Linked DNA regions of Homo sapiens: region 2 is linked to region 1. Evidence: chromatin loops called from intact Hi-C (ENCODE). Cell type or tissue: Caco-2. All regions are shown on one strand. Each heading gives the region's core, and the rest is flanking DNA. Links, peaks and the distances in the headings are about the cores only. Region 1 has its middle 38 kb from the start of EMP2. Region 2 holds the start of LINC01290 (long intergenic non-protein coding RNA 1290).

Evidence for each region. Hi-C counts contacts between places; a loop is a spot of excess contacts. Peaks named below come from ENCODE experiments on the same cell type or tissue, not always from the same donor. Only the 100,000 strongest peaks of a DNase experiment are listed, where the experiment ranks them.
Region 2: a loop joins it to region 1, with 7 times the contacts of the local background. A loop is called at or near these places in 5 of 110 quality-filtered maps.

The regions. Positions count from the first base shown.
Region 1 is chr16:10,610,315-10,626,357 of GRCh38, reverse strand. No RefSeq gene overlaps it. Among named protein-coding and RNA genes, the nearest start is that of EMP2, 38 kb to the right of the region's middle. RefSeq lists enhancers at 52-346, 4,409-5,110. In Caco-2, for the core only: no CTCF peak of the experiment used is centred there; DNase peaks (open chromatin) are centred at 1,637, 3,757, 4,207 and 4,607; H3K4me3 peaks cover 368 bases.
Region 2 is chr16:10,518,474-10,534,516 of GRCh38, reverse strand. It overlaps EMP2 (epithelial membrane protein 2), which reads left to right. Exons shown (of 5, transcript NM_001424.6): 5 at 1,425-6,095. The coding sequence ends at 1,612. LINC01290 (long intergenic non-protein coding RNA 1290) reads left to right here and starts at 6,319. Exons shown (of 2, transcript NR_149081.1): 1 at 6,319-6,425. RefSeq lists a silencer at 551-845 and an enhancer at 551-845. In Caco-2, for the core only: a CTCF peak has its summit at 12,598 (motif pointing left); DNase peaks (open chromatin) are centred at 8,806, 9,066 and 12,616.

The DNA.
Region 1 (16,043 bases), core at 541-8,540:
GTGGGGAAACCACATCTCTACTAAAAATCCAAAAATTTGCCAGGTGTGTTGGTGCAAACCTGTAATCCCAGCTACTGGGGAGGCTAAGGTGGGAGAATTGCTTGAACCTGGGAGACGGAGGTTTCAGTGAGGCAAGATTATGCCACTGCACTCCTCAAAAAGTAGTTACACATAAAACTGCCCTATGACTCAGCAATTTCACTCCTAGATGTTTACCCAAGAGAAGTGAAAACGATCCTCAAATACTCATACACGAATGTTCAGAGCAGCACTGATCACATTAGTCAAAGGGTGGAATGACCCAAATGTCTATCCGTGGATGGATGGGAAAACGAAATGTGCTGAATCCGTACAACGGAGTCTGATTCAGCCATAAAACGGAATGAAGCACTGATCCATGGTACAACGTGGATGAACCTTGAAAACAGGATGCTAAGTGAAAAAAGTCAGACACAAATCCCACATAGTGTATGATTCCATTTATATGAAATGTCCAGAATAGGCAAATCCAAAGAAATAGATGTGATTGCTGGGAGAAGGTAATGGGCGTGACTGCTTAGTGTGTGCAGGGTTTTCCTTTGGAGTGATGAAGATGTTTTGGAACTAGAGAGAGTTGGTTGCACAACATTGTGAGTCCACTAAATGACATAGAATTGTTGCACTCCAGCCAGGCTGCAGTGCAATGGTGCGATCTTGGCTCACTGCAACCTCCGCCTCCTAGGTTCAAGCATTTCTCCTGCCTCAGCCTCCCAAGTAGCTGGGACTACAGGTGCCCGCCACCACGCCTGACTAACTTTTTGTATTTTTAGTAGAGACAGGGTTTCACTGTGTTAGCCAGGATGGTCTCGATCTCTTGACCTCAAGATCCGCTTGCCTCGGCCTCCCAAAATGCTAGATTACAGCCATGAGCCACTGCACCCAGCCAGGCCTCTGTTTCTTAATATACCTCTTCTGTAGGGGATTTCACTCCTTCCCCTCTTTTTTTTTTTTTTTTCTTCTTTTTTGAGATGGAGTTTCATTCTTGTCACCCAGGCTGGAGTGCAATGGCATAATCTCGGCTCACTGCAACCTTTGCCTCCCTGGGTTCAAGCGATTCTCCTGCCTCAGCCTCCCGAGTAGCTGGAACTGCAGGCGCACACCACTGTGCCAAGCTAATTTTTTGTATTTTTTAGCAGAGACAGGGTTTCACCATGTTGGCCAGGCTGGTCTCGAACTCCTGATCTCAGGCGATCTGCCCACCCCGGCCTCCTAAAGTGCTGGGATTACAGGCATGAGCCCAGCGTGCCTTCCCCTCCTTTTAATCCCATTCATCCCCCCACTGACTCCCAAACTTCTGGCTTCTAAATCCAGGCTCCTGAACTCAGCTCCTGACGACATTTCTAGCTTTACTCGCCCAGCTCCAGGCCACGCTCTGTTCCTCCCTCAGTAAATGCCCCACCAGCCGATCCTCAACCTTGAACTCATCCTTGATTCCTCTCTTTCTCCCACACCCCACATTTAATTCATCAGCAAGTCAGGTGCATACTACCTTCCTAATCTTTCCTGAAATTGGCCACTGCTCGCCTTCTCTTCTGTTACCATCTGAGGTAAGCACCTATTATGTCTCCTGGGCAACGTGGGCAACAGGTACAGTGGGGAATGCAGATGAGTCAACTTGGACTGTGACCCCCCCAGGCGCTTACAGGTGCTACGAGGAGTCACAGGGCCTATACACCACCAGATGCAGCTACATTTGGGCAGACGGGGGCCAGTGATCTTTCAGGAAAAATCAAGTTTGAAGTCAGGCACTTGAGTTGGGAAGGTCCCTGCACTTCAGTGAGCCTCAGTCACCTTGTCTGTATATAATGGTTCCCCCACCGTGAGGATGTCTAGGAAAACCTCAGCATTATTGGGACAGAATGCTTGAGCCCATCTGAGCACCAAAATATGGGTAGAAAAAAATAATAGATCTCCAACACGTTTTAAGCTATTATTGAAATGTTCGTGGATGCCATTGGGTTCAACCAATACATTATTGAATTGATACTGGCCTTCTGTTGTTATAGATTTTCTTTGACAAATCCTGAAAATATAAAGAAGGAGGCCACCTAATCTCATGTGGAGAGAGATTAGGTGGCCTCCTTCTGTCTTAATCTCTCCTCTTCTGTCATTATTTAAAAGAGGTGGTGGGATGACACCATGGTCAAGAGCAGAACCCTCCCTCCCTCCCTTCCTTCTTTCCTTCCTTCCTTCCTTCCTTTCTTTGTTCTTGAGACAGGGTTTTGCCATGTTGCGTAAGCTCCTCTTGAACTCCTGGCCTCAAGAGATCCTCCCGCCTCAGTCTCCCAAAGCACTGGGATGTCAGGTGCTAGCCACTGATCCTGGCATGAGCAGAACTTAACAACTAGATCTAATTTGACTCCACTCCTCACTAGCTGTGTTGCCCTGGGAAAGTCACTGAGTCACTGATCTCAGTTTCCCTATCTGTCAGAGGGGGCCAATATTCATTTCTCCCATTCATGGGTGACTGTGAGGACTAAGTTTGGATGATAGGACTAATACCTCCCATATCTAAGGGGTATTCAGTAATATATTAAGAATAACAGCTCATATTTATTGAGGATTTGCTCTGTGCCAGGCAATTTTAAAAGTACCATCTCATTTTAATTATCACTGAGCCCTGAAACATGGAAATGGAAATTAAGGCACAGAGAGGTTAAGAAACTTACCCATAGCCACACAGTCTCCTTATCTATATAATGGTCCCCCTAAGTGAGGATTTGCAAATAATAAATGACTGATACAGGATTTAAGTCCACTTATGAGAATCCAGGGTCTGAACTACTACTGACCACAGCTTCCCAAATAAAGAAAAAACTATTGTTTAGGGTGGACCCACAGACCAAAAAGGGTCAGGCAAAGGCCAAGCCCCACAGGGGCATCTAAAAGAGCAGAGGACCCCACAGTCTTGCTCTCAGAGGGGCTGATTTGATTAAACGTGTCTCCATTCTCTGGAGAAGAGAGTAATGATAACAATAACAATTGTAGGCCAAGGTGGGAGGATTGCTTGAGGCCAGGACTTCGAGACCAGCCTGGACAACATAGCAAGACCCCATCTCTACAAAAAAAATTCACTGGGCACGGTGGTGTGCACCTGTGGTCCCAGTTAGTTGGGAGGCTGAGGCAGGAGAATCACTTGAGTCCAGGAGTTCAAGGCTGCAATGAGCCAGGTTGGTGCCACTGCACTCCAGCCTGGAAGACTGAGCAAGACCCTATTTCTAAAACAACAACAAACAAAACAACAACAACAACTGGTGCTAACAGCTTGAATGCTTGGGAGATAGACGCCAAGTGCTCTATCTAATCCCCGTGCTCAACCCCGCTTTACAGATAAGGAAACTGAGGCACAGCGAGTCTAGGTCCCTTGCCCACAGTTACACAGCTAGGATGGGTTGGCCCTGGCCTTCAGCGCTTATGCACCCACCACCCAGGTGGCCCCCCACTGGTGCTTCTGCCCCCGCTTCTCTACTCCCAGCCAGTGTCAGTGACAAGGCACTGCCTGGGAGGGAGGCGGCTGCATTTTTTGCCTGGTCCAGAAATGTCAGTGCGTCACTGTCACACAAAGTCCTGGCTGTTGGCTCCTGTGATTCCCAAGGCACTCTAAACAAGTGTCCCTGCTCCCAGGGTGAGGGGTGGGGGGCGGAGCAGGAATGGGAGACAGGTTTAAAGCACACAATTAAAATTCCTAAGGGGCGATATGGAGTCTTATTCCACATGCAGAACATTCTTGGTCTCCATATGGCACAGGGGGCTGGGCTATAAGCCTCTTGCCGCACCTTCTCCCATCCCATGTGACCCCAGACTAGCTCCCCGGTGGAATTCTCTGTGTCTCCGAGACAGCTGGCCCCTCCCTCCCCACCCCCACCCAGCAAGGCTGCTTGGGATTCCTGGCGCTCCTCCGGGGGCAGGCACGGGTGTGGGCACCCATGGGCCGCAGAACCCTGGACAGCCTGAGTTGGGGATATCCGAGGGGCTGCTGGCCCAGGCCCCATGCCTGGTAGGTCAGCACCTGGCAGTGTGTGTGTGTGTGTGCTGGGAGTGGGTGTCTGCAGCCGCCCCTGCTGGGCCCTGGGTTGTTGGTGGTCTCGGAAGATAAGGGAGACCCATCAGCTGAGGGTGTGAATGAGAGAGACCTGCCTTCCCCAGGGGTGTGGGCCTCCTCTCCTGATAAGGGGCTGCCTTTAGGAGCTGAGAGCAGATAAGAGGCTGTCCTTATCCACGAACTGAACGGCAGATCAGGGAGGACCAGGGCGAGGCAAGGCAGGCAGGACACTGGGAGTGCAAAATCTAAGAAGTCTTCACTTTGGGTCACTTCAAGTTTTTTTTTTTTTTCTTTTCTTACTTTATTTTTATTTTTTGAGACAGGGTTTTACTGTGTCCCCCAGGCTGGAGTGTAGTGGCGTGATCTCAGCTCACTGCAACCTCTGCCTCCCAGGTTCAAGCCATTCTCATGCCTCAGCCTCCCAAGTATCTGGGACTACAGGCCCATGCTACCACACCCGGCTAATTTTTGTATTCTTTGTAGAGACAGGGTTTCACCATGTTGCCTAGGCTGGTCTTTGAACTCCTGAGATCAAGTGATCCACCTGCCTCGGACTCCCAAAGTGCTGGGATTACAGGTGTGAGCCACTGAGCCTGGCCTTTTTTTTTTTTTTTTTTTTTTTCCCAGACAGGGTCTCACTGTGTCACCCAGGCTAGAGTGCAGTGGTGTGATCATGGCTCACTGCAGCCTCCAACTCCTGGATTCAAGCAATTCCCTGCTCTCAGCCTCCAGAGTAGCTGGGACTACAGGGCTACAGGCACACACCACCCTATCCAACTAATTTTGTTTATTTCTTGTAGAGACACGGTCTCACTGTGTTGCCTAAGCTGGTCTGCAACTCCTGGCCTCAAGCGATCCTCCTAAAGAGCCTCCCGAAGTGCTGGGATTACAGGTGTGAGCCATGATGCCTGGCCTCACTTCACTCTTGATTATCTGGGGGAAGGCACTGGGGAGCAACTGCCCAAGGGTACATGGTCTCCGGTTGGCAATGAAAATGTTTTAGAACTAGATAGAGCTGATGAACATTGTGAATTCACTGTGAATACTCCTGAATGCTTTAAAATAGTTTCTATTTCATCTTGATTTTTTTGTTTGTTTGTTTGTTTTTTGTTGAGACAGAGTCTCTCTCTGTCGCCCAGGCTGGAGTGCAGTGGTGCGATCTCAGCTCACTGCAACCTCCGCCTCCCAGGTTCAAGCGATTCCCCTGCCTCAGCCTCCTGATTACAGGCGCCCGCCACCATGCCCAGCTAATTTTTGTATTTTTGGTAGAGACGGGGTTTCACCATGTTAGTCAGACTGGTCTCGAACTTCTTGGCCTCGTGATCTGCCTGCCTCGGCCTCCCAAAGTGCTGGGATTCCAGGCGTGAGCCACCGCGCCCGGCCTTCACCTTGATTTTTTAAGAAAGAGAAAGGGTCAGTTATGGCTGGTGCAGCCCATTCTCTTCCTTCCTCCAACCTTATTCTTGAACCTTTCTAAGGAAATTTCTGCATGGAAATTTCCATTAGATACAAGAAAACTTAGTGATTAAAAATTTGGAAAATATCTTGAAAATTTATGTAATAAATCAATCTATATACACATAAGGAGGACCTGCTCTCATGGCCCTTCAACTATAGGGTCTGCATTGGCACAAACCCATGGACCTCATCACATTTTACGCCTCCCTTGGCTCACCTTAGTCCCGACTCAGGCCCCTGTCACCTCTTAAGGGTGCTCTGTGCTTTTGCATCCTGTCACCCTATGTCTGTCCCAGCACAGATGACAGCTTTTCACCCTTTTTATGGGTCAGCGCTTGAGTTTAAAGCACCCACTCTTAGTCTGAAGCCCCTCTGCCTGGATTTAAATCCGAGTTCTTCAGCTCCCCCTGTGGGTGCCTCTGCCACTCACTCACACGCTCCAAGCCTTGGTTTTCTCATCTGTAAAATGGGGCCAATGACAATAGTCTCTACTCATAAGGGCTTACTTAGCAAGGGTTATTTGAATGTATATGAGGTCGGGGCCACAGAGACTGGCACACAGCAGGCTCTCACTAGCTGGTCCTGCTGGCCTAGGAGCTGTTAGGGACACCCTGCTTCAAAACGGAGAGCTACCTGGCAGGTGGGAGACCCTGCAGGGGCCTTGCCCACCTAGGACTCGCTGACTTGCACTCAGATTTAGCAAGACAGTGGTGCCTGCTGGGTGAAGGGGGCTTCTCACTCACCGCTGCCTCTGGAATAAGAGAAGGATGAGGAGAGAGATTGAGGACCCCAGGAAGCTGGGGAAGAGAGTAAATGACCTTTGGAATGGAAGGATGCAGAACACGCTGTTGGGATATGACACCCTCCCTGTCGCACCTCTCCATACTGGTTTCTCAGAAATCCCAGTGGACTTGATTTTTTTCCAGAAATGGAATAGGGAGCAGTATCATCAGTTTGCAGGGCAGGGTTCATTCTGTCCCTAACCCCCATCTGTCTTCCCTGGATTCCAGCAATTTGGTTTAGGAGCATTAAATCTAATAAAAGAGGAGATAACGAGGCTGGGTGGGGGAAAGTCTGGCTGCTGCGGAGGTGGGGAGATCGCAGATCAAGAATTATGGTAGGCGTCAGGGGCGGCGCCATGACGGTTGCATGCAAATGAAGCCACTGCAGCCCCGCCCTTTGACGCGCACCACACCCGTCACACCCCTGCGCAGACCTCGGGCATCTGGCCAGCTCTGTTCCAACCCAGCCCAGCCCACCGTGGGCACTGCCCACCTGCTCCCCCCACTGCCACTGCGTCCTACCCACCAGCTTCTGCGGGATTGAGAAGCCGCTGGGGATCCCCCTGCTCCCCGTTTCCTCCTCAAGACTTTGGAGCATATGAGGTGGTGGTAGGAGCGCGGGGCTGAGTCAGGTGCAGGGATGAGGACTCTGCCCGAGGAGCCGCATGCCTGCTCCTCTGAGCTCCCTGCGGCCCATCAGTTAGCGTCTTGGCAGGTGACCCCTTCTGGGCTGGAGGAGGTGGGTGGAATGTGTGTCGGGGGATGGGGGGTAGACCTGACATCACCTTCTGGAGAGCAAAGGGGTTTTTGGCAGTAGGACCAACAGGTTCCCTAGGGGGTGCCCACCCACCGCTGGGTCTGGGGGGATGCTGAGGCAGACACAGCCGGTGGGAGATGCCAAAACCCAGTCTACAGCTTTCTGTCTGCCAAGACAAGGAGAGGAGCGGAGCTGGGGCCTCCAGGCCACTTGGGCTTCCCCTCCTCCCTCTGCCAAGGCCTGCAGAAGCCGGGCTAGCCAGGGCCCGATAGGAAGAGGGAATTGGGAGAGAAGCCTGATTCTGCCAGAACCTGTCACGGGGCCTGTATGGCTCAGTACAGGCATCTGCTGAATGAGAAACCTTTTCAAAACAACGATCACAGCAGGCCTCTTGCACAAAACCCTCCCAGGGCTCCCCAGGGCTCCTAGGACACCCCATCTGCGGCTTCAACTCACTGCCACTTCTCCAGCTCCCCATTACCCCCGAGCTGCACTTTCCCACATCAGGGTCTTCGCGCGTGCTGTTCCCTCCTCCCTGAACATTGGTCCGTGTCCCTCCCTTCTTCCCCCAGTTCACAGCCTTGTGCTTGAGGTCACAGCTGTCAGTCAGTTTCCCAGGAAAGCCTTACTGGATCTCGCTGATGGGTCCTGTCAGCTTCTTTTTTTCCCCAGTCCAGTAGATTTCCTTTCCTTAGAATGTAGTTTCCCAAACTGCCTTGAAAATAGAGTCATGTGAAATATATATGTTTTAAAAATACAGATTGCTTGACCCTTTCCTATCCCTAGAGTCAGAAGCTCGGAGAGAGGGAGATGGGTGATGTTGAACCACCACCACGGGCTGGCAGCAGAGGGACGCCCCTACCCTAGGTTCTAAGCGCCAGGAAGTGGGCACCACCATTTCTTTATCGTTGCAACCCCACCTCCAGCACAGTGTCTGGCATGGGATCTGGCTCAAGACATTTTTATTAAGTGGATGGATGGCTATAGAATGAATGAAATTAGTCACAGTAACTAACTGTGATTCAATTCTGAGCATACTGTACTTCTTACCCGGCCTACGCAAGACTAGCCCACAAGAAGAATGCCAAGGTGGATGATGTGGGCGCTGGGAATCAGAGCTGAGAGAGAGTGAACAGGATGTTAATAAAACCCAAATGGGGTCCAGGATTGAGGCGAGTATGGGAAGAGGACACAAGTACCCACCCTGATGTAGCTGGACCCACCTCCTGCTGGGAGGGCATCTCTCCCCAAAGTCAGGTGGAGGCAGAGAATCGGTTACACCTGTTGGGGAACTGATGACCCAGACAGGACAGGGTAACAATGACAGCAATGAAGATGTGCCTTTTGGGCATCGGGATATTGCTAGGCAACTGCTTTGAGCATTTTGCACTTCAGGTCATGCATTCTAGTAGCTGCACCTGCTCCCTTGCTCCCTCTCCCTCTCCAGATCCTGCCATGCACCGCTTTCCTCTCTTTTCCCTCCCCTTCCAGTTCCTCCAAGTGTTAAACTTGGAATTGAAGTATTCCTTTCACCACGGTATGTCCTGGATTTCAAACAGCTCCTCTCTCCCTGCCAATCTCTCCATCGGAGCCCCTCTCCGTCTGTATTTGTTAATTTCAGGTTCTGTGAACATCGCCTCTGCTCTGGAGGTCAGGTGTGGTGGTGGGGCTCCTCCATCTGCTGTGAGAGTGTAGGGGTGAAGGGAGGAGGGACTGGGGGTAGCAGAAGGAGCCAGCCTCTTTCCCCAGCTCTCCTGCCTCTTGGCTTCCTACCCTGCAGCCAGGCCAGCACCCACAAGAGGCTGCAGCCTGCATTTCAGGATTTCTAGCTTGGCAGGGCGCCTGAGGGGGCAGGAAATGGAAAGAGAGGGCGGGAGGAGCCACAGGCTTTCCCAGTGCCCTGCCCAGGCTGGGATGAACAGTATCTTTGAGATCAAAAACCAACTGGCCCACACCCTGCAGAGCTGGCCTTGTCCCTGCCCCTTGATGGGAGGGGAGGGCTGAATCTGCAAAGTAGGAGGAGTGGGAGGTAGGGGCGCTAGGGAGTGGGTGGCCCCTGCTGTCACTGGGCCCAGGGGTTACTGTCAGGCCCCACCCCCGGGAGACAGAAAGGAGGCATTTCAGAGCTGGGTGGGCTGTGCTGACACTGAACGCTTGTTTGTCTGCCGCCCACACTCTCTGGGAATCGCCTGTGTGGCCAGGCACCCCAGGCGGAGGTTGCCGCTAACAGGAGGCCTGTGCCCATCGGCTCCCCCTCCCCAGAGGGGCAGCTCTGAGAGTGCCCCAAAGGACAAGGGACTGGGATTCTCAGTGGTGACCTTTGGGGCAGGACAGGGAGAGACCAGGGTAAGCCAGAGCCCTGGACTTTGCCAGGCCTCGTGAACAAAGCACCCAAAAAGTTTTAATAAAAGGCTCTGAAGACTCTGCCAACCTCCACCTCCGCCCCCCCCAGGAGAGTGTGGCCAACTGGGTGACTTGAGGGTGAAGGGTGAGAGCGTTGGACAGGCCAGGACTCGCTCCTGCTGCTGCGGGCTCCCTGGAGCAGGCGTCCCGGGAAATCAAAAATCCTCAGCCCACTCCTGAGTGCATTTCACAGAAGCAGTCTGAGCTCTGCCCTTCCTTTCTTGAAGACTGGCCTCCAGCTCACATGGGGCCCAGAAAGGAGCCCCCAGCTCCCCGGAAATCCTGGATCCAGGATTTCACAAGACAGCGAGCATTAGGGCTCCACAGAGCATTTGCTGAAGTTCTTTTTTTTTTTTTTTTTCTCAAAATGTGCGCCTTGGCTGGGATTCCCTGGGGGCAGAGAGGTGAGATGTGTTCACAGCCAGGAGGTCACAGCCCTCCTGACTCAGGTAGGGTGGAACAGACTGGGTAGGTGGCATCTTGGATTCTGACTTTGCTCTCTTAATCTATGGTCTTATTTACGGCTGGCTTCATGGACATTCACCTGTACAATCACACAGAAGTGCCATCTTAAAATTCCTTGTAATATTGAACAAGGAACTCTGTGTTTTCATTTTGCGCTGAGCCCTGAAAATTATGTAGCCGATCCTGGTCTTAAAACACAAGGGGCCGGGTGCAGTGGCTCACACCAGTAATCCCAGCACTTTGGGAGGTCAAGGCAGGTGGATCACCTGAGGTCAGGAGTTCGAAACCAGACTGACCGATATGGTAAAACCCTGTCTCCACTAACAATACAAAAGTTAGCTGGGCGTGGTGGCATGCACCTGTTGTCCCAGCTACTTGGGAGGCTGAGACAGGAGAATCACTTGAACCCGGGAGTTGGAGGTTGCAGTGAGTCGAGATCGCGCCACTGCACTCCCACCTGGGTGACAGAGTGAGACTCCGTCTTAAAAAACAAAACAAAACCTCAAGGAAAAATTAGTGGCTCTAAAATTCCTATTTAGGAGAAGCTTTGAAGTAAAAGGCTCATTAGGAGTGAGATCTAGGCAATTTATTCTGAAGCTGCACTTGGATAATAATGATAACAATAACAAAAGCAGCATATTCTTATAGCACTTATTAGGTACCAGTCACTCTTCTAAATGCTTTATGTGGGGCCAGCTGCGGTGGCTCAAACCTGTAATCCCAGCACTATGGGAGGCTGAGGGGGGCAGATACTTGAGGTCAAGAGTTAGAGACCAGCTTGGCCAACATGGTGAAAAACCCCATCTCTACTAAAAATACAAAAATTAGCCAGATGTGGTGGTGGGTGCCCATAATCCCAGCTACTCTGAGGCTGAGGCAGGAGAATCGCTTGAATCCAGGAGGTGGAGGTTGCAGTGAGCCGAGATTGTGCCACTGCACTCCAGCCTGGGCAACAGAGTGAGATTCCTTCTCAAATAAATAAATGCTTTATATGAGTTAGCCCATTTAATCTCCTTCCTTAGCATATCAATTATACTATTTTTCATCAGAACTACTACTATTCCGATTTTATAGAAAAGGAAACTGAGGCTTATTAAAACTAAAGAAGTGGCCAGGTGTGGTGTTTCATGCCTGTAATCTCAGCACTTTGGGAGACTGAGATGGGAGGATTACTCGAGTCCAGGAGTTTGAGACCAGCCTGGACAGCAGAGTGAGACCCTGTCTCTACAAAAAATCAAAAAATTATCCAGGCATGATGGCGTGCACCTGTGCACCTGTAGTCTCAGCTACTTAGGAGGCTGAGGCAGAACGACTGCTTGAGCCCAGGAGGCCAAGGTTGCAGTGAGCTGTGATTGCACTGCTGCACTCCAGCCTTGGGTGACAAAGCAAGACACTGCCTCAAAAAAAGAAAGAAAGAGAGGAAGGGAGGAAGGGAGGGAGGAAGGAAGGAAGGGAGGGAAGGAGGGAGGGAGGGATGGAAGGAGGAAGGAAGGAAGGAGGGAAGGAAGGAAGGAAGGAAAGAAGGAAAGAAGGAAAGAAGGAAGGAGGAAAGGAGTTAAAGAAGTGGCCCAATAAATCCTGGGCAGTTTGGCTCCACCACCCTTCACCCTCTGCTAGCACTCCTGTTTGTATTTAAAGTGGGTTTCTTGTGGACAACACATAGTTAGGTCTTGATTTTTCTAATCCATTCTGAGGTCTCTGTCTTTAATTGGTGTATTTAGACCATTCACATTTAAAGTGATTGTTGATGTAGTTGGATTAATACCTACCACATTTGTAACTACTTTGCATTCAGTACACTTGTTTTTACTTTTAAAAAATCTTCTCTTTTTCTACCTTCTCTGGTTTTGAGTGTTTTATGTGATTCCATATTCTCTCCTTTCTTAGCATATCAATTATACTTCTTTTAAGCAACTTTTTGGTGGTTGACCTAGAGGTTTTGTAATATACATTTACAAGTAATCTGAGTCCACTTTCTTGTTTGTTTTGTTTTGTGGGTTTTTTTTTTTTTTTTTCCAGGCTGGAGTGCAGTGGCACAATCTCAGCTCACTGCAACCTCTGCCTCTGGGGTTCAAGTGATCCTCCCACCTCAGCCTCCCGCAGGAGGAGTAGCAGGATTACAGGTGCTCGCCACCACACCCAGCTAATTTTTGTAATTTTAGTAGAAACTGGGTTTTACCCTGTTGGCCAGGCTGGTCTTGAACTCCTGACCTCAAGTGATCCTCCTGCCTCAGCCTCCCAAAGTGCTGGGATTACAGGTATGAGCCACCGCACCTAGCCCCTGAGTTCACTTTCAAATAACGCTCTAGGGCTTCACTGAGTATCTGCAATTCCTCCCTCCCCTCCTTTATAATGTTGCTGCCATTCATTTCACTTCTGCAAACGCTGTCATCAACCATAACCACCTAACACATTGTTCCTGTTATTGTTGGTTTACTGCAGTTACTCATGTCTTGAATCCTCACAACAATCTTACAAGGTAGAGACAGTCCTCAGCCTCATGTCACAGGGGTCTATGGAGCCACAGGAAGTTTCTGCAAGTCACTGGGTCACAGTCAGCGAGTGGCAGGGCTAAGCTTTGAACTCAGGCATCCCTCACACTGCAGGCAAGCAGCCTGCTTTTGTTTAGTTGAAGTGCTACCTGTCTTCCAACACAGCAAACTTTACTAAAGAGAGTTTTTATTCCTCTGCCGTTTTTATTTTGAGGCAGAGTCTCACTCTGTCACCCAGGCTGGAGCGCAGTGGCGCAGTCTCTGCTCACTGCAACCTCCACCTCCCAGGTTCAAGCAATTTTCCTGCCTCAGCCTCCTGAGTAGCTGGGATTACAGACACCTGCCACCATACCCAGCTAATTATTATTATTATTATTATTATTATTATTATTATTATTGTAGGTATGGTGTTTCACCAAGTTGGCCAGGCTGGTCTCAAACTCCTCACCTCACGTGATCTGCCCACCTCGGCGTCCCAAAGTGCTGGGATTACAGGCATGAGCCACTGCACCTGGCCTAAAGAGAGTTTTAATTTCCATTTTCTATGGCGTTTTCACTTAGTATTGTTCTGCTTAGCATATTATTATTATGGGGCCTTTGTAGGGGCTGATGGAGATGGAGGGGGCAACCAAAAAAATTGAGGTTCTGACCTCATCCACTGACTCCTCCCAAATCACATCCTGAGGTCCTGAGGGCTCAACCAAAAAAATTGGGGTTCTGACCTCATCCACTGACTCCTCCCAAATCACATCCTGATGTCCTGAGGGCTCAAGAGTGAGAGGGAGGGGCTCACCGTGCCCACCTTGTGGCATGAGGCATCAAGGGCTGGGGCATCCCCGTGTAGAAACATAGCCATCTGTTCTCTCAGGTCAACACTCTGGGTCTGCAGTCTGGCCTGCAAACCCTTCTCTAGAAAGTCTGATCTCTGGATTCTCAGGCTGTCCCCTGGTGACCCAGGGATTGGCTGTGGGTCTTTGGCAAGAGGCCAGAAGGGGCATTCCAGGGACCCTCCCTGCAGTAGCTGAGCAAGGCAGCACCGCTCCTGGAGATGGGCAGAAAGGAATCACTTTCTGTTTGTAAACAGCATCCACATGCTGCTGGCATCCTTCCTTCCTCCTGGCCTTCCTGAACTCTGCTCTTTTTGGCAGAGAGAAGCAATGTGGACAAGGTCCTGGGGCAGGAGCGGGCATGAGTGTCCTACCCAACCTCGCTGGGCTGATTTTCTAGGCTAGTGGGATCCCCCTGAAAAGGCATCTGGAATCCGACCTGAATTTCTTTTTTCTTTTCTTTTTTTTCTTTTTCTTTTTCTTTTTTTTTTTGAAACAGAGTCTCACTCTGTCGCCCAGGCTGGAGTGCAGTGGCACAATCTTGGCTCACTGCAACCTGCAACCCTGGGTTCAAACAATTCTCCTGCCTCAGCCTCCTGAGTAGCTGGGATTAAAGGCACACGTCACCATACCCGGCTAATTTTCGTGTTTTTAGTGGAGATGGGGTTTTGCCACGTTGGCCAGGCTGATCTCAAACTCCTGACCTCCAGTGATCTGCCCACCTTGGCCTCTCAAAGTGCTGGGATTACAGGTGTGAGCCACCATGCCCAGCCTCAGATCTGCATTTTTGGGGCAGACACAAATCTAGCTGATCTTTGAGAGGGAAGCCTAGATAGGGCAGAGGCAATCTGGACTCCCCAGATGCCTACAGAGCTGGGGCTGTGGGGCACCCAGTGTCAGGCTAAGAGGGCAGCTGCATTGTGGTAGGCAGCATTTTGATTGAACAGCATCTGTTCTTTCTGTCGACAGCATCCTCATTTCCCCTTGAGTATCTACGCTTCCGCCTTTCTCAAGTGATTCTTCCCCTCTGCTCCTGAGGGAGACGGGGGATCAGACGTGGCCAATCAGCAGATTCTCTTCTCCCATTGGTTCTATGTTGGTCTAGGCTGTCCAGTGGGAGTCAGTCCTAGGACTCTTTTGCTGAGACCATTAGAGAAGAGGAAATCTCCTTTTGCTGAGTTTGTTGAGCTGATCAGATGCAACCCTGGAGCTGCTAGAGTCTTGCTTCTCTGCTGACAAAGAGAACGTAGACCCTAAAGATGATTTTTTATTTTTATTTATTTATTTTTTAATTAATTAATTGTTGTTTGTTTGTTTGTTTGTTTAAGATGGAGTCTGGCTCTCTCACCCAGGCTGGAGTGCAATGACACAATTTTGGCTCACTGCAACCTCTGCCTCCTGGGGCTCAAGCGATTCTCCTGCCTCAGCCTCCCAAGTAGCTGGGACTACAGGTGCACGCTGCCATGCCTGACTAATTATTGTATTTTTAGTAGAGATGGGGTTTCACCATGTTGGCCAGGCTGGTCTCGAACTCCTGACCTCAGGTGATCTGCCCACCTCGGCCTCCCAAAGTACTGGGATTACAGGAGTGAGCCACCATGCCCAGCCCTAAAACTGATATTTTAAATGGCATTGTAAATGAGTGGGGAAAGAATGGATTATTCACAAAATAGAACAACTGGTTACACATTTGGAGGGGGTGGAAATTAAGTTGGACCCCTTCCTTGTATCACAAAACAATTCCAGTTAGATGAAGGAAGTATTAAAAAGTGGACACAGTGAAAGAAAATGCAGGATAATGCTTTTTCATACACATGAGAGTGGGCAAGACTTTCCTTAGCATGCCACAAAGTCCAGAAGCTACAAATGGAAAATATTTGCAGATTGACTTCCTGAAAACAGAAACCTGTATAGCCAAAGATAGCACAGAAAAAGTTGAAAGGCCAACAATGACTGGGAGAAAAGGTTTACAACATTGCAACAAAGGTAAATACTCCTAATTACAGAAATAACTGAATTGAACATCAATAGGACAAAAGGAAATACCGCTTATGCTCAAATTGGGCAAAGGACGTGAGCTCCAAAGTTACAGAAAAATAGTCAGATCGTTGTTCACTCCTAGGAACACTGATCAAAAGAAGCATCTGGGGGAAGGGATTAGAAGTGATGTCACGCACAGAACTGTTGAAGGAATGGAGAATATTTAGCATGGAAGGAAACGGGTTAGCGCAACACCTTCCAATAAAAAGATAATGTCAGGGGCCGGGCGTGGTGGCTCACGTCTGTAATCCTAGCACTTTGAGAGGCCAAGGCAGACAGATTGCTTGAGCCCAGGATTTCGAGACCAGCCTGGGAAACATAGCAAAACCCTATCTCTAAACAAAACAAAATAAAACAAAAATTAGCTGGGTGTGGTGGTGCATACCTGTTGTCCCAGCTACTCTAGAGGCTGAGGCGGAAGGATCGCTTGAGCCCTGGGGGTTGAAGCTGTAGTGGGCTGTGACCACACCACTGCAATCCAGCCTGGGCGACAGAGCAAGACTGTCTCAAAAAAACCAAAACAAACAAACAAACAACAACCAAATAGCTAGTATATAGAAAAGGAGTTAAGCCTGCTAAGCACAGTGGACAAAAAGACAGATCAACAGGTAAAAATAGCAGGGAGTTAGATTTTAATTCAACACAAGAAAAAACTATAATTTACGTTTGTACTATCCAAAACAGTAGCCATCAGCCCCAAGTGACCACTGAGCACTGATCTAGCTAGTCTGATTGAGA
Region 2 (16,043 bases), core at 5,404-13,403, 97 kb after region 1:
TGGGATTACAGGCATGATCCAACGCACCCAGCCAAGGACCACAAGTACTAAAATTAGGGTGCTTTTGGCCTTATGTGAGAGAAAATCGAATTAACTGTGATTTCAGCCACAAAGATAGTTACTATTTTTACATAACAAGTACTCTGGAGGTAGAAAAGTTTCTAGAGCTGATTTAGCAGCGTCTGCGTCAAGCACTTCCGCTCATTCCATCCTTCTATTCTGTCATCTTTAGTGTTGGTGTTGACCTCTTCGTGGCTCCAAAAAGTTTGCTGCAACTCCAGATATTTCATCCTGCCCCGACAATATTTAAAGCAGTCAGCAAGAGAAAGGAGAGCAATTTAAAAAAGCTTTCTCCTCCCTCATCGCTCTCTTTTCAGGCAGTCATATTTTTCTTTTTTTTTTTGAGAGGAAGTTTTTGCTGTTGTGCGGGCTGGAGTGCAGTGGTGCGATCTCGGCTCACTGCAACCTCTGCCTCGTGAGTTAAAGCGATTCTCCTGCCTCAGCCTCCCTAGTAGCTGGGATTACAGGCACCTACCACCACACCCGGCTAATTTTTTGTATTTTTAGTAGGGACGGGGTTTCACCATGTTGGCCAGGCTGGTCTGGAACTACTGACCTCAGGTGACCCACCTACCTTGGCCTCACAAAGTGCTGGGATTACAGGCATGAGTCACCGTGTCCGGCCCAGGGAGTCATATTTTTCACTGAAGGTTTTCTGTGGTCAGAACTGGGATACATACTGACCCATCAGCTATAACAAGTAAACAGGAACCAGATTGCCAAGAAGAAGGTTGGCAAACTATGGCCCATAGGTCAAATCTGGCCTGCCACATGTTTTTGTAAATAAAATCTTATTGTAACACTGCCACTATTATTCATTTTTGTATTGTCTATAGGTGGTGTCATGCTACTGTGGCAGACTTGTGTGACCATGGCCCACAGAAAACCTAAACTGCTTACTGTCTGGCCCTTTACAGGGTACGTCTGTGGACCTCTGGCTTAGACCAATTATGTTCACCCTCTGGGTTGGTGATGTGGCTGCCCAAACAAAACTGGGTTTAGTTAGCAAGAATGGGAAGCAAAATAGCTACAGGGTAGGTGACAATATCCTTCCACAAAATATCAGTTGTAATTTTTCCAATAGACTAAAATAAATACCTATTAATAATAAGAGCTTAAGGCTGCACGCGGTGGCTCACGTCTGTAATCCCAGCACTTTGGGAGGCCGAGGCAGGAGGATTGCTTGAGCTCAGGAGTTCAAGACCAGCCTGGGTGACATGGCAAAATCTTGTCTCTACAACAAAATAATAATAAACAAAGAATAAAAGCTGAAGTTTGTCTTCAACTCTGGCCGTATGCCCCTGGGCTACCCAGGGTGCACTGTGGTCCATGATTTATTGAAAATTCACCTTTCTTCCTGACAGGTCTGTGTGTCATGATTGCGGCCTCCATTTATACAGACAGGCGTGAAGACATTCACGACAAAAACGCGAAATTCTATCCCGTGACCAGAGAAGGCAGCTACGGCTACTCCTACATCCTGGCGTGGGTGGCCTTCGCCTGCACCTTCATCAGCGGCATGATGTACCTGATACTGAGGAAGCGCAAATAGAGTTCCGGAGCTGGGTTGCTTCTGCTGCAGTACAGAATCCACATTCAGATAACCATTTTGTATATAATCATTATTTTTTGAGGTTTTTCTAGCAAACGTATTGTTTCCTTTAAAAGCCAAAAAAAAAAAAAAAAAAAAAAAAAAAAGAAAAAAGAAAAAAAAAATCCAAAAGAGAGAAGAGTTTTTGCATTCTTGAGATCAGAGAATAGACTATGAAGGCTGGTATTCAGAACTGCTGCCCACTCAAAAGTCTCAACAAGACACAAGCAAAAATCCAGCAATGCTCAAATCCAAAAGCACTCGGCAGGACATTTCTTAACCATGGGGCTGTGATGGGAGGAGAGGAGAGGCTGGGAAAGCCGGGTCTCTGGGGACGTGCTTCCTATGGGTTTCAGCTGGCCCAAGCCCCTCCCGAATCTCTCTGCTAGTGGTGGGTGGAAGAGGGTGAGGTGGGGTATAGGAGAAGAATGACAGCTTCCTGAGAGGTTTCACCCAAGTTCCAAGTGAGAAGCAGGTGTAGTCCCTGGCATTCTGTCTGTATCCAAACCAGAGCCCAGCCATCCCTCCGGTATCGGGGTGGGTCAGAAAAAGTCTCACCTCAATTTGCCGACAGTGTCACCTGCTTGCCTTAGGAATGGTCATCCTTAACCTGCGTGCCAGATTTAGACTCGTCTTTAGGCAAAACCTACAGCGCCCCCCCCCTCACCCCAGACCTACAGAATCAGAGTCTTCAAGGGATGGGGCCAGGGAATCTGCATTTCTAACGCGCTCCCTGGGCAACGCTTCAGATGCGTTGAAGTTGGGGACCACGGTGCCTGGGCCAGGTCAGCAGAGCTGCCTCGTAAATGCTGGGGTATCGTCATGTGGAGATGGGGAGGTGAATGCAACCCCCACAGCAGGCCAAAACCTTGGCCTCCATCGCCACAGCTGTCTACATCTAGGGCCCCAAAACTCCATTCCTGAGCCATGTGAACTCATAGACACCTTCAGGGTGTGGGGTACAGCCTCCTTCCCATCTTATCCCAGAAGGCCTCTCCCTTCTTGTCCAGCCCTTCATGCTACACCTGGCTGGCCTCTCACCCCTATTTCTAGAGCCTCAGAGGACCCATCCACCATTCATTCATTCATTCATTCATTCATTCATTCATTCATTCATCAACATAAATCATAACTTGCATGCATGTGCCAGGCACAGGGGATACCCTCTAGAGACAATCTCCTCCTAGGGCTCATGGCCTAGTGGAGGAGACAGATTAAAACTTAATTAGAAAAACTGGCTGGGTACAGTGGCTCATGCTTGTAATCCCAGCACTTTGGGAGGCTGAGGCGGGTGGATCACCTGAGGTCAGGAGTTCAAGACCAGCCTGGCCAAAATGGTAAAACCTGTCTCTACTAAAAATACAAAAATGAGCTGGGCGTGGTGGTGCATGCCTGTAATCCCAGCTATCAGGTGGCTGAGGCAGGAGAATCACTTGAAATGGGAGGTGGAGGTTGCAGTGAGCCGAGACCGTGCCACTGCACTCCAGCCTGGGTGACAGAGTGAGACTCCATCTCAAAAAAAGAAAAAAAAGAAAAGAAACTAATTACACACTGTGATGGAGGCTGCAAAGAACACCACTAAGAATTCAAAATCAGCTGGGTGCGGTGGCTCACACCTGTAATCCCAGCACTTTGGGAGGCTGAGGCAGGTGGATCACAAGGTCAGGAGTTCAAGACCAGCCTGGCCAACATGGTGAAACCCCGTCTCTACCGAAAATACAACAAAATTAGCCCGGTGTGGTGGCAGGTGCCTGTAATCCCAGCTACTTAGGAGGCTGAGGCAGGAGAATCGCTTGAAACTGGGAGGCGGAGGTCGCAGTGAGCCGAGATTCACCACTGCACTCCAGCCCAGGCGACAGTCTGAGACTCCGTCTCAAAAATAAAACGATTCAAAATCGAGGCCTGTGGCATGGTAGGGAGGCTGCTTTACGCGTGCCTATTATTAAATGCTCCTGGAGGCATTTAGGTATTTAGATCAGTCTAAATATAGCTCCATTCAGTTCGTGCAGATGACAGTTATTGGGCAGTACCTGTCTGTGTAACACCCAGAAAACATGTCTGTGGAGGGGCCCATGGTCCCGACAGTAAATGCGGTGAGAGGGTCCCATAGAGCTGGAGTTTTCAAGCTTTAGGGGTTCCCGTGCTGCTTGGGACAGGCTGATTCAGAGGGTCTGGGTGAATGATTTCCAGGTGATTTTAAGACTGTGCTGAGAAATAGGGCTTTTGGGGCCTTGTCCTTCAGGATCAAAGCATGATGCTGTGTGGCAATGCAGACCACCCAGGAACCATCCCAGGAGATAAGCTCTTTGCACCTCATTGTCTTTTTCTGCTTATGTTGGAGCAGGATGCTGGGGGCTGTCCTGGGATGGGGTGTGGGACCTCGTGCTATTTAAATACTTTTGCACTTGACCTTCTGCTGAGTGGAGTGGTGGTTTGCCATCAGCTCAGTTCCAGTGGAGCTGAAGAGACATCTGGTTTGAGTAGTTTTAGGGCCACCATGGATATCTCTTCAATGCAGGATTGGCTCTTTCCATCTGCTCTTTCATTCATTTGTTTTTGACAGATAGTATTAAATGTTTACCATGTTCCAGGCACTGTGTGAGGCTCTGAAAATACAGGGGTGAGCAAATCCAGATATCCTCCCTGCCATCATGAAGTTTGGAGTCTATGAGATAGGACCCCCTCCCTATGGAGAAGCCACCAATGCAGTACAGGGTGACCTGGGGCCAGAGACAGGACAAATGTCACCTCCTGCCTCCATGAGATACTCTCACTAGTCATATTGTGGGCAAGAATGTGGCTTACACCCCTAGGGTTAACAGGATGCTACCCAAGCTCATGGAGGAAGTTGAATCTTAAGTTCCCTTGAAACTTTCTACCTTGGTGGCTTTTCTATAATTTTCTTTTTTCTTTTTCTTTTTTTTTTTTTTTTTTGAGACTGAGTTTTGCTCTTGTTGCCCAGGCTGGAGTGCAGTGGCACCATCTTGGCTCACCGCAACCTCTGCCTCCTGGGTTCAAGTGATTCTCCTGCCTCAGCCTCCCGAGTAGCTGGGATTACAGGCATGTCCCACCATGCCCAGCTAATTTTTGTATTTTTAGTAGAGATGGGGTTTCTCCATGTTGGTCAGGCTGGTTTCGAACTCCCAACCTCAGGTGATCCGCCCACCTCAGCCTTCCAAAGTGCTGGGATTACAGGCATGAGCCACTGCGTCTGGCCTTCTATAATTTTCTGGTAGTCACGATGGAAACAAACAAAACACCTTAGAACCAGAGATCGACCCCCTCAAGCAATACATCAATTCCCTTCACAAGAAACGTCGGGGCTACATGAGTATCTGTGTTGAATGCGGTCTGAAATGATCCTATGGATTTTCCCGGCTGGTTGCCACTGCTGTACAACATTCAGTGCCCACATCCACCTGTGCCATTAAGCTTTTTTGAGACATGAGAGATGCCTCTTCCCTGCTGTATGACATGCATTTGGGAAGTTGGAAAGAAATGACAAAATCAGGGAGAAAACATCCAAGCTTCTTACCTGTAGATAGAATCAGCCCTCACTTGGTGCTTATTACCAGTTATTCAAGAACAATAACAACAACAAAATTAGTAGACATCCAAGAAGCACATATTAGGACCAAAGATAGCATCAACTGTATTTGAAGGAACTGTAGTTTGCGCATTTTATGACATTTTTATAAAGTACTGTAATTCTTTCATTGAGGGGCTATGTGATGGAGACAGACTAACTCATTTTGTTATTTGCATTAAAATTATTTTGGGTCTCTGTTCAAATGAGTTTGGAGAATGCTTGACTTGTTGGTCTGTGTGAATGTGTATATATATATACCTGAATACAGGAACATCGGAGACCTATTCACTCCCACACACTCTGCTATAGTTTGCGTGCTTTTGTGGACACCCCTCATGAACAGGCTGGCGCTCTAGGACGCTCTGTGTTCACTGATGATGAAGAAACCTAGAACTCCAAGCCTGTTTGTAAACACACTAAACACAGTGGCCTAGATAGAAACTGTATCGTAGTTTAAAATCTGCCTCGCGGGATGTTACTAAACTCGCTAATAGTTTAAAGGTTACTTACAATAGAGCAAGTTGGACAATTTTGTGGTGTTGGGGAAATGTTAGGGCAAGGCCTAGAGGTTCATTTTGAATCTTGGTTTGTGACTTTAGGGTAGTTAGAAACTTTCTACTTAATGTACCTTTAAAATAGTCCATTTTCTATGTTTTGTATAATCTGAAACTGTACATGGAAAATAAAGTTTAAAACCAGATTGCCCAGAGCAAGACTCTAATGTTCCCAACGGTGATGACATCTAGGGCAGAATGCTGCCATTTTGAGGGGCAGGGGGTCAGCTGATTTCTCATCAAGATAATAATGTATGGTTTTTACACTAAGCAACTGATAAATGGACAATTTATCACTGGACAATCTCCCTCTGCTTCTTTAATGGGGCCAGCTTTGCAGCCCTGCAGCCTGGGTAGTCGCACACATTTCCATGCATCCAAGGCCCCCATGCTTGGGAGAATGATCTGCTAGTGCCATTTTAAATTATTTTATATGTATTTCTTGTAGAGACAGAGTCTCGCTGTGTTGCCTACACTGGTCTAGAACTCCTGGCCTCAAGCGATCCTCCTGCCTCGGCCTGCCAAACTGCTGGAATTGCAGGTGTGAGCCACTCACTGTGTCCGGCATAAAGTAGAACATTCTTACAAGAAATAAATATTTCGTAGTCATGGAGAAGAACGCTCCTAAAATGTATGTATCCGTTCATTCATCCATCCATTCATTCATTCTTTTATGGGGCGGGGGGTCTGTTGCTTATGCTGGTTTTGAACTCCTGGGCTCATGTGATCCTCCCACCTTGGCTCCCAAAAGCATTGAGATTGCAGGTGGGAGCCACTGCGCCCGGCTTTAAAGTTCTTCGTATTTGAACAAGCAGCCCCATATTTTCACTTCTCAGGGATCCCCACAAATGACTGATCCTGTTTGTTTTTTAACCTTCCTGTTCATTGTTACTAGATCATGTTCTTTCATTTCATTTGTATTTAATAAAGACCTCTGCTTTAAAGGATGAGGTCATGATGGAATGAGACTATCTTCTACCACATATTCTGCTGAAAACTGAAAAATTCAGACAGAGAAGGAGAGAGAGAGAGACAGACAGATCCCTTTAGCTTCTATCTAAGGAATGCCAAAGGTAGCAAAAGCTATCTTTGTATCTTGAGAACACTCATTTCCATACTGTCACACAGGGTTTACAAACTAAAATCTTCAGAGGCTACTGTCTGCCTTCTTTGTGTTTCTAGATTGGATTTTTTTTTTTGTCCATATGGCTGGGGGATGGTGATCACCCCAGAACACTCAATTTCATATTTCTTCCATTCAGGAAATCAGCCTCTCATTCATTCATTCACCAAATATTTGCGTAGCTGTAATGGTACAAGCATTGTGCTAGGTGTTATGGTGACATCCTGTGCCTTTGTCTCCATTACATACTATGAACTTTTGGAAGGACATGATTGAACCTTTACCACCCATTACCAGGCCATAAGGAGCCCCAGCTGGACACAACTGAGATCACAACACATCACCCATCGCCCTGGAGTGGGAGCCGCCTTAATGAACTCAGTCCCTGCCTTGATCTAGATAATATTAGTCTCAGTTTCAAGTTTCCAGGGCTAGATTCTGATGGGTCTGTCTTGGGTAACACACTCACTCATCATTGCCCCAGTACTTGGCTGGAGTCAGGAGTGAGATCAAATTATGCAAACATGCGGGTCGCGGTGCAGTGGCTGATGCCTGTAATCCCAGCACTTTGGGAAGTGAAGGCGGAAGGATCACTTGATGCCAGGAGTCTGAGATCAGCCTGGGCAGCACAGCGAGACCCCATCTCTATAAAAACTACAAAATTAGCTAGGCATGGTGGTGTGCTCCTGTAGTCCCAGCTTCTCAGGAGGCTGAGGTGGAGAATCGCTTGAGCTTGGGAGGTCCAGGCCGCAGTGAGCTGTGATGACGCCGCTGCACTCTAGCCTGGTGACAGAAACTCTGCTTCAAGAAATAAAAATTCTTGTACATTCGTGAAACGAACTAACCCCTTCCCAAGAGGGATCTAACCTGAGGTCTCAACCGGCTTCCACTTCCAGCTCCCACTCCAGGGCGATGGGTGATGTGCTGCATCTCAGTCGGGTCCAGTTGGGGCTCCTTATGGCCTGGTAATGGGTGGCTAAAGGTTCAATCATGTCCTCTCAAAAGCCCCTAGTATGTAATGGAGACAAAGGCACAGGATGTCACCATGAATTGTCCCCTTGGAAAAGGGACAGGCAGAGAACCAATGTCCAGCGGCCACAGGTTCATTATTGGTCACAAATAGCAGGAAGCCCCTTCCCTGGCGGGAGGGAGATTGGTGGCTGCTCAATCCGTTGCTCTTGGTCCTGCTTAGTGGAACCATCTCCCTCATCCACTGTCCCCTGTGGTCAGATTTAAGATGGGTAGTGTGGAGCAGGCCCTTTCTTTCTTTCTTTCTTTCTTTTTTTTGAGACGGAGTCTCACTGTCTCCCAGGCTGGAGTGCAGTGCCGCGATCTCGGCTCACTGCAAGCTCCGCCCCCCCGGGTTCACGCCATTCTCCTGCCTCAGCCTCCCGAGTAGCTGGGACTACAGGCGGCCGCCACCACGCCTGGCTAATTTTTTTTTTTTTTGTATTTTTAGTGGAGATGGTGTTTCAACGTGTTCGCCAGGATGGTCTTGATCTCCTGACCTCGTGATCCGCCCGCCTCTGCCTCCCAAAGTGCTAGGATTACAGGCGTGAGCCACCGCGCCCGGCCAAATGAAGCGTCCATTGACCGGGAACTTTCTTTCTTCCTCTGGGTGTGAGGCCTAGTGTCTCAGAGGTAATTTTCAGCGTTGTATAGTTACAGGCTCTTCTCAGTCACAGATGGGGTTCCTTTGGCCATGCAAGATCTTGTCTCGACCCAATTTCTTCAAGTTTTTTTTTCAAAGCACAAAACATTTATTATCACAGAGATTTTGACAGTCAGGAATCCAGTAGTGGCTTATCTAGGTAGTTCTGCCTATGGCTTTTATGTGATGGGCCTAATAATTTGAGCCTCAGAATTCCTGGCCCCATGCCTCTGAGCTTTACTGCAGCCTTGAGGCAATACCTGCAAAGCCCTTCTAATCTGAGCTATCTCTCTATGCCTGTCCCTCTGTCTGATGAAAAATGCTAAAGGATCTAACATATCTTTTGCTGGAATCCCATACATCTTATCTTCTGCTTAGCTTTTTGCCGCCACACTATTGATCCTTCATTTATAGCAGGGCTTAGCAGATTATTTGCTTTTATATGGTTTACAAGCTGAGAATTTGTGTTCTTAAAAAGTTGTGAAAATAGTTGGGCACGGTGACTCATACCAGTAATCCCAGCACTTTGGGAGAGTGAGACGGGAGGATCGCTTGAGCCCAGGAGTTTGAGACCAGCCTGGGCCACATAGCAAGACACTGTTTCTACCAAAAAAAAAAAAAAAAAAAAAAATGCTGTGAATGGTGGCGCAGGCCTGTGGTCCCAGCTACTTGAAAGGCTTAGACAGGAAGATTGCTTGAGCTTGGGAGATGAAGGCTGCAGTGAGCCGTGATCTTGCTGCTGTACTCCAGCCTGGGCAACAGAGTGAGACTCTGTTTCATCAAAAAGGAAAAAAATGTTTTAGGCCGGGGCAAGTGGCCCACACCTCTAATCCCAGCATTTTGGGAGGCCGAGGTGGGTGGGTCACTTGAGGTCAGGAGTTTGAAACCAGCCTGGCCAACATGGTGAAACCTCATCTCTACTAAAAATACAAAAATTAGTCAGGTGTGGTGGCAGGTGCCTGTAATCCCAGCTACTTGGGAGGCTGAGGCAGGAGAATCGTTTGAACCAGGGAGGTGGAGGTTGCAGTGAGCTGAGATCACACCACTGCACTCCAGCCTGGGCAACAGAGCAACACTCCGCCTTTAAAAAAAAAAAATTGTAAAATAATGCAAAGAAGAATATACAACAGACTTTATTTGGACTGGGCGTGGTGGCTCATGCCTGTAATCTCTGCACTCTGGGAGGCCCAGGTGGGTGAATCACCTGAGGTCAGGAGTTTGAGACTAGCCTGGCCAACATGATGAAATCCCATCTCTACTAAAAATACAAAAAACTAGCCAGGTGTGGCGGCGGGCGCCTGTAATCCCAGCTAGTAGGGAGGCTGAGGCAGGAGAATTGCTTGAACCTGGGAGGCAGAGGTTGCAGTGAGCCGAGATAGCGCCACTGCACTCCAGCCTGGGTGACAAGAGCGAAACTCTGTCTCAAAAAAAAAAAAACCTCACGTGGCCTGCAACGCCTGAAATATGTACTATCGGCACTTCATAGAGAAAGTTTGTCAACTCCTGGTCTTGCACTTGACTTGTCTATTTCTATAACTCTCTAAATCTTTGGATTCTCCATCACTGTAGATTGCAGGCTTCAGGCAGAAGGAATCTTAGCAAAGCTGCATTTTCTTCCATTTTGCCATTGGACCATGTTTGACCCAAGATTTACTTTTTCTTTTTGGATCTTACTGAAGGCTCTAAGAAGTTGAACTTGCCAACATCCTGATATATTTCTACAGTTTCTCCTGATACTACAACATCCACAGGTTCATGGTTGGTGTAAAATAGGCGGCAGTTTGAACCAGGCTTCAACTATGGCCTGTGGGCCACATCCAGCCCACCACCTGATTTTGTAAATTAAATTTTATTGGGACACAGCCACACCCACTCATTTACATAGTGTTCATGGACGCTTTCCAGAGTAGAGTTGGGTAGTTCCAATAGAGACCATTTAGACCACAAAATCTGAAATATTTACTATCTGGCTCTTTGCAGAAAAAGTTTGTCAAACCAAATGTTTTGCCATAGCGTGACAAGAGTAACAGCTTCCCAGCCTGAATAACAGTATCTCCACTGCCCTCTGACCTGACACTGCCATTCAGCTAATTCCACGTGAGAGTGTCTGTTGCTTGCAGCACTAACACAAGCTACCAAACTTAGTATTAGTCAAGGTTCTTAGTTGCAAGCAATAGTGACTCTGGCTGATTTAAACAGAAAAGAAATTTACTAAAGGGAAAGCTAGTAGTGCCCAGGCTTGAAAGCATGTGCCAAATCCCCCCTAGTTGCCTCAGATCGTTCCACAGAACAATTTGGTAAGAAAACCACTGCTGTCAGGGCCGGGCACAGTGGCTCACGCCTGTAATCCCAGCACTTTGGGAGACCAAGGTGGGCGGATCACCAGGTCAAGAGATCGAGACCATCCTGGCCAACATGGTGAAACCCCGTCTCTACTAAAAATACAAAAATTAGCTGGACATGGGTGTGCACGCCTGTACTCCCAGCTACTTTTGAAGCTGAGGCAACAGAATCGCTTGAACCCGGGAGGCGGAGGTTGCAGTGAGCTGAGATGGCACTACTGTACTCCAGCCTGATGGCAGAGTGAGACTCTGTCTCAAAAAACAAAAAACAAACAAAAAAAGAAAACCACCGCCATCACCACAAGATGGTATGGTTTGCAGCCAATATTTGCACCTGTGCTATCCCTCCTTCTGTGGATTGGGAGCCTGGCATGGTGCCTCTGACTGGTGAAGCCTGGATCACATGACCATGTCCTGGCTGCAGGGAAGGCTGGGAAATGATGAGCAGCCATCTTCAGTTTACATCATGGTGGTTAGTTCTGCAACCCACCAAGACTCAGAAGGAAAGGAATTCCCCAACGTAGGAAGGAAGTTCAGATGTTGGGCAAACAAAATATCAAATGTCTACTAAATCCTATCAGAAGCCCAGTTCCCTGTCTACCCACAGCTAATTTCAAACTATATTCATCCATATCACACCTACATATTCTTTGCTATATTATGTACAGTCTGCACTGTTGTTACATACTTAGCTTTTTTTTTTTTTTTTTTTTGAGACAAGGTCTCACTCTGTCACCCAAGCTGGAGTGCGGTGACAAAATCATAGCTCACTGCAGCTTCAACCTCCTGGGCTCAAGCAATCTTCCCATCTAAGCCTCCCAAGTAGCAGGGACCATGGGCGTGCACCACCACACCAGGCTAATTTTTTATTTTTATTTTTGTAGAGATAGGGTCTTGCTATGTTTCCCAGGCAATCTGGAATTCCTGGGCTCAAGCGATCTTCCACCTTGGTCTCGCAAAGTTTGTTTCCTGTTTTTTTTTTTTTTTGAGACGGAGCCTCACTCTGTCGCTCAGGCTGGAGTGCAGTGGCATGATCTTGGCTAATTGCAACCTTCACCTCCCAGGTTCAAGCAATTCTCCTGCCTGAGTCTCCTGAGTAGCTGGGATTACAGGCATGTGCCATCACCTCCAGCTAATTTTTTTTTTTTTTTTTTTTTTTTTGAGACAGAGTCTTACTGTCGCCTAGGCTGGAGTGCAGCAGCGTGATCTCGGCTCACTGCAACCTCTGCCTCCCAGGTTCAAGCGATTCTCCTGCCTCAGCCTCCTGAGTAGCTGAGATTATAGGCACCCCCCACCACTTCCAGCTAATTTTCATATTTTTAGTAGAGACAGGGTTTCACAAAGTTGGTCAGGCTGGTCTCGAACTCCTGACCTCATGATCTGGCTGCCTCGGCCTCCCAAAGTGCTGAGATTACAGGCGTGAGCCACCACACCCAACCCACCCCCAGCTAATTTTTGTATTTTTAGTAGAAACGGGGTTTCACCATGTTGGCCAGGGTGGTTTCAAACACCTGACCTGAAATGATCTGCCCATCTCAGCCTCCCAAAATGTTGGGATTACAGGCATGAGCCACCACGCCCAGACCCAAAGTGTTTTACATGTCAAGATGTGGAATGAATCTCTACTCCTCCCTCAAAACATGTATCTCAAAAATTTCCTGCTTCCAATGCATTTGCTTCATGGCCAGGGGAAGCCAAGCGTCCAGAAAGTGGAAGAGCGGGTACTACTACCACCCCCTAGTGGTGGCATGTGACAACACGGTATAGCAATAAAACATTGAAGCAAAGATACCAATTGCACATCCAACTTAGCCAAACCCAACGCAGTTGATAAAAGCTGATGTGTACAAATCCTGATTAATTTAGAATTAAATCTGTTACTGCTAGAACATGGCTATGTACCTACTTTCATTTATCTCAATTTATTAATATATAGCCATGGGATTAGCCATGTGATTTTTGTGCTTTTGTTAGTAGTATATTACTACATTGAGACAGATTTACAGTTTGCAACGGAATGTCAGTGTAGAATTGACTATACTTGCATGAGAAAAAGAATATATTTTCAGTACAAACCTATTATGAACTCTTTATTCATTCATTAATTATTTATTTTTGAGACAGGGTCCTGCTCTGTCACCCAAGCTGGAGTGCAGTAGTGAGATCTCAGCTCACTGCAACCTTTGCCTCCTGGGCTCAAATGATCCTCCCACCTCAGCTCCCGAGTAGGTGGGAGGATCACAGGCACATGCCACGACGCCGGGCTAATTTTTGTATTTTTTGTAGAGACAGGATTTCGCCATGTTGCCCAGGCTGGTCTTGAACTTCTGGGCTCAAGTGATGCCCCTGTCTCAGACTCCCAAAGTGCTGGGATTACAGGCATGAGCTACCGCACCCAGCCTTGAACTCATTTTAAATAGGTGTATTATGAAAAGTCTCTGTGAGTGTTTTCTTTCAAAAGTTTCTTTCTTTGTAAAGTTTTTCTTGTAAGAACTCCATATTGTATACCTGTAGGGCAGAGTTTTGCAGCATCAGTACAATTGACATTTGGGCTGCAGAATTATTGGTGGGGACTGTCCCGTACACTGTAGGATGTGTGGCAGCATCCCTGGCCTCTACCCACTAGATGTCAACAGTGCACCCCACCCCCCACCACTGCTGTGACAACCAAAGATGTCTCCAGACATTGCCAAATGCCCTCTACAAGGGGTAGGGACAAAATTGCCTCCAAGGGAGAGCCACTGCTGTTGGGTCCTATATACACCAGGAAATACGGTGATTGGCAACCATGATGGTGGGGCTACTTGGGGGCTGTTGGAAATTGCCAGCGAAGGTGGTTGGCCTAGAGTAGCTCACACCCATTTGGAAGGAAAGCCAATGACAGTCTCCCCCACCAGGGCCCTTGTTGTCTCTCTGAACACACAGGAGAACAGCACGGGATGTTCCCCATCCCAAAGCTGAAACGGCACATTTGCTCAATATTTGTCATCAGCTAAAACAAACAGACCAGAGGAACCAGGAAGAAACGGCTTCTCTGTGTTTGTAGAAGGACAATAGTTAATTTCACCAGGGTCTTGAACACATGTAAGAGAAGAGAGGTGTTACTTCACCTTGGCACAGGGTTACTTTAAAGCACAGATTTTTTATGCTTATTTTTTATTTTTTTGGCCAGGAAGGGAAGTTCAATTGCTGTGGTCTGCCATTGTCCTATCCAGAAAGAAATGATGGCAAGCCAGATGTGGTGGCTTATGCTTGTAAGCCTGGCACTTTGCGGGACTGAGGTAGGAGGATTACCTGAGCTCAGGAGTTCAAGACCAGCTTGGGCAATGTAGTGTGACCTTGTCTCTACAAAAAATTTTAAAAATTAGCTAGGTGAGGTGGCACACTTGTCGCCCCAACTACTCAGCAGGCTGAGGTGGGAGGATCGCTTGAGCCCAGGAGATTGAGGCTGAAGTGAGCTGTGACTGTGCCACTGCACTCCAGCAAGAGAGGAAGACACTGTCTCAGAAAGGAAAGGAGGCTGGGTGCGGTGGCCTGCAATCCCAGCACTTTGGGAGCCAAGGCAGGCAGATCACTTGAGGTCAGGAGTATGAGACCAGCCTAACTGACATGGTAAAACCCTGTCTCTACTAAAAATACAAAAAAATTAGCCAGGCATGGTGGCGTGTGCCTATAGTCCCAGCTACTTGGAGGCTGAGGCAGGGGAATCATTTTAACCCGGGAGGCGGAGGTTGCAGTGAGCTGAGATCATGGCATTACACTCCAGCTTGGGTGACAGAGTGAGACTCCATCTGAAAAAAACAAAAAAAAAAAGGGGGGGAAGGGAAGGGGAAGGGAGGGGAGGGGAGGACAAGGGAGGGGAAGAGAAGGGAAGGGAAGGGAGGGGAGGGCAGGAGAAGGAAGGGGAAGAGAAGGGAGAGGAGGGGAGGGGAGGGGAAGGAAGGGGAAGAGAAGGGGAAGAGAAGGGGAAGGAAGGGGAAGGAAGAGGAAGGAAGGGGAAGGAAGGGGGAGAGAAGGGGAAGGAAGGGGAAGAGAAGGGAGGGGAGGGGAGGGGAAGGGAGGGGAGGGGAGGGGAAGGGGAAAGGAAGAAAGGGGAAGGGGAAGGGAAGAGAGGGGAAGGGAAGAGAGGGGAAGGGGAAGGGAAGGTAAGGGAGGGGAGGGGAGGGAGGGGAAGGGGAAGGGGAACGGGAAGGGAGGGGAAGGGAGGGGAGGGGAGGGGGAGGGAGAGGAGGGAGGGGAGGGGGAGGGGGGGAGGGAGAGGAGGGAGGGGAGGGGGAGGGAGAGGAGGGAGGGGAGGGGAAGGGAGGGAATGGAGGGGAGGGAAGCGAGGGGAGCCTTTGGGAGGCTGAGGTGGGAGGGTTGCTTGAGGCCAGGAGTTCGAGACCAGCCTGGGCAACATAGGGAGGCCCCATCTCTACAAAAGTTTTAAAATTGGCTGAGTGTGGTGGTGTGCACTTGTAGTTCCAGCTACTCAGAAGGCTGAGGCAAGGGGATCCCTTGAGCCCAGGAGTTTGAGGCTGCAGTGAGCTGAGACCATGCCGCTGAACTCCATCCAGACTGGACAACAGAATGGGACTCTATCTCAAGGAAGGAAGGGAGGGAGGGAGGGAAGGAGGAAGGAAGGAAGGGGGAGGGAGGGAGAGAGGAATCAAGGGAGGGAGGGAGAAATGGAAGGAAAGAAGAGAGGGAGGGAGGGAGGGAAGGAGGGATGAAGAGAGGAAGGAAGGAAGAAAGGGAGGAAGGAAGAGAGGGAGGGAGGGAGGAAGAGAGGTAGGAAGGAAGGGAGGAAGGAAGGAAAAGAAAAAGACAGTGTCACCTGAAACATGGTTAGAGAAGTGCTGAAGCCGCTAAAGTGGGGAGGCTGCAAACAGCAGGACTGAATCAGAAGGGTCATCTAGAGCAGGCGGTGGCTGATCTTGTCATCGGGAGACGAGAGGAGTCGGGGAAGAGCAGGAAGGTGTGCAGTCAGCACGTGGAGCAGCTGCTGGCTTATCCTGTAGGTTTTCCTATGGGATGAACGTGAGGCAGGTTGCTGGGAGTTCCAAGCAGGATTAGGAGCCTTCAGTCTGAACTGCAGACATCCCAACCTCAAGAGTTGCCTCCAGGCCAGGCATGGTGGCTCACACCTGTAAT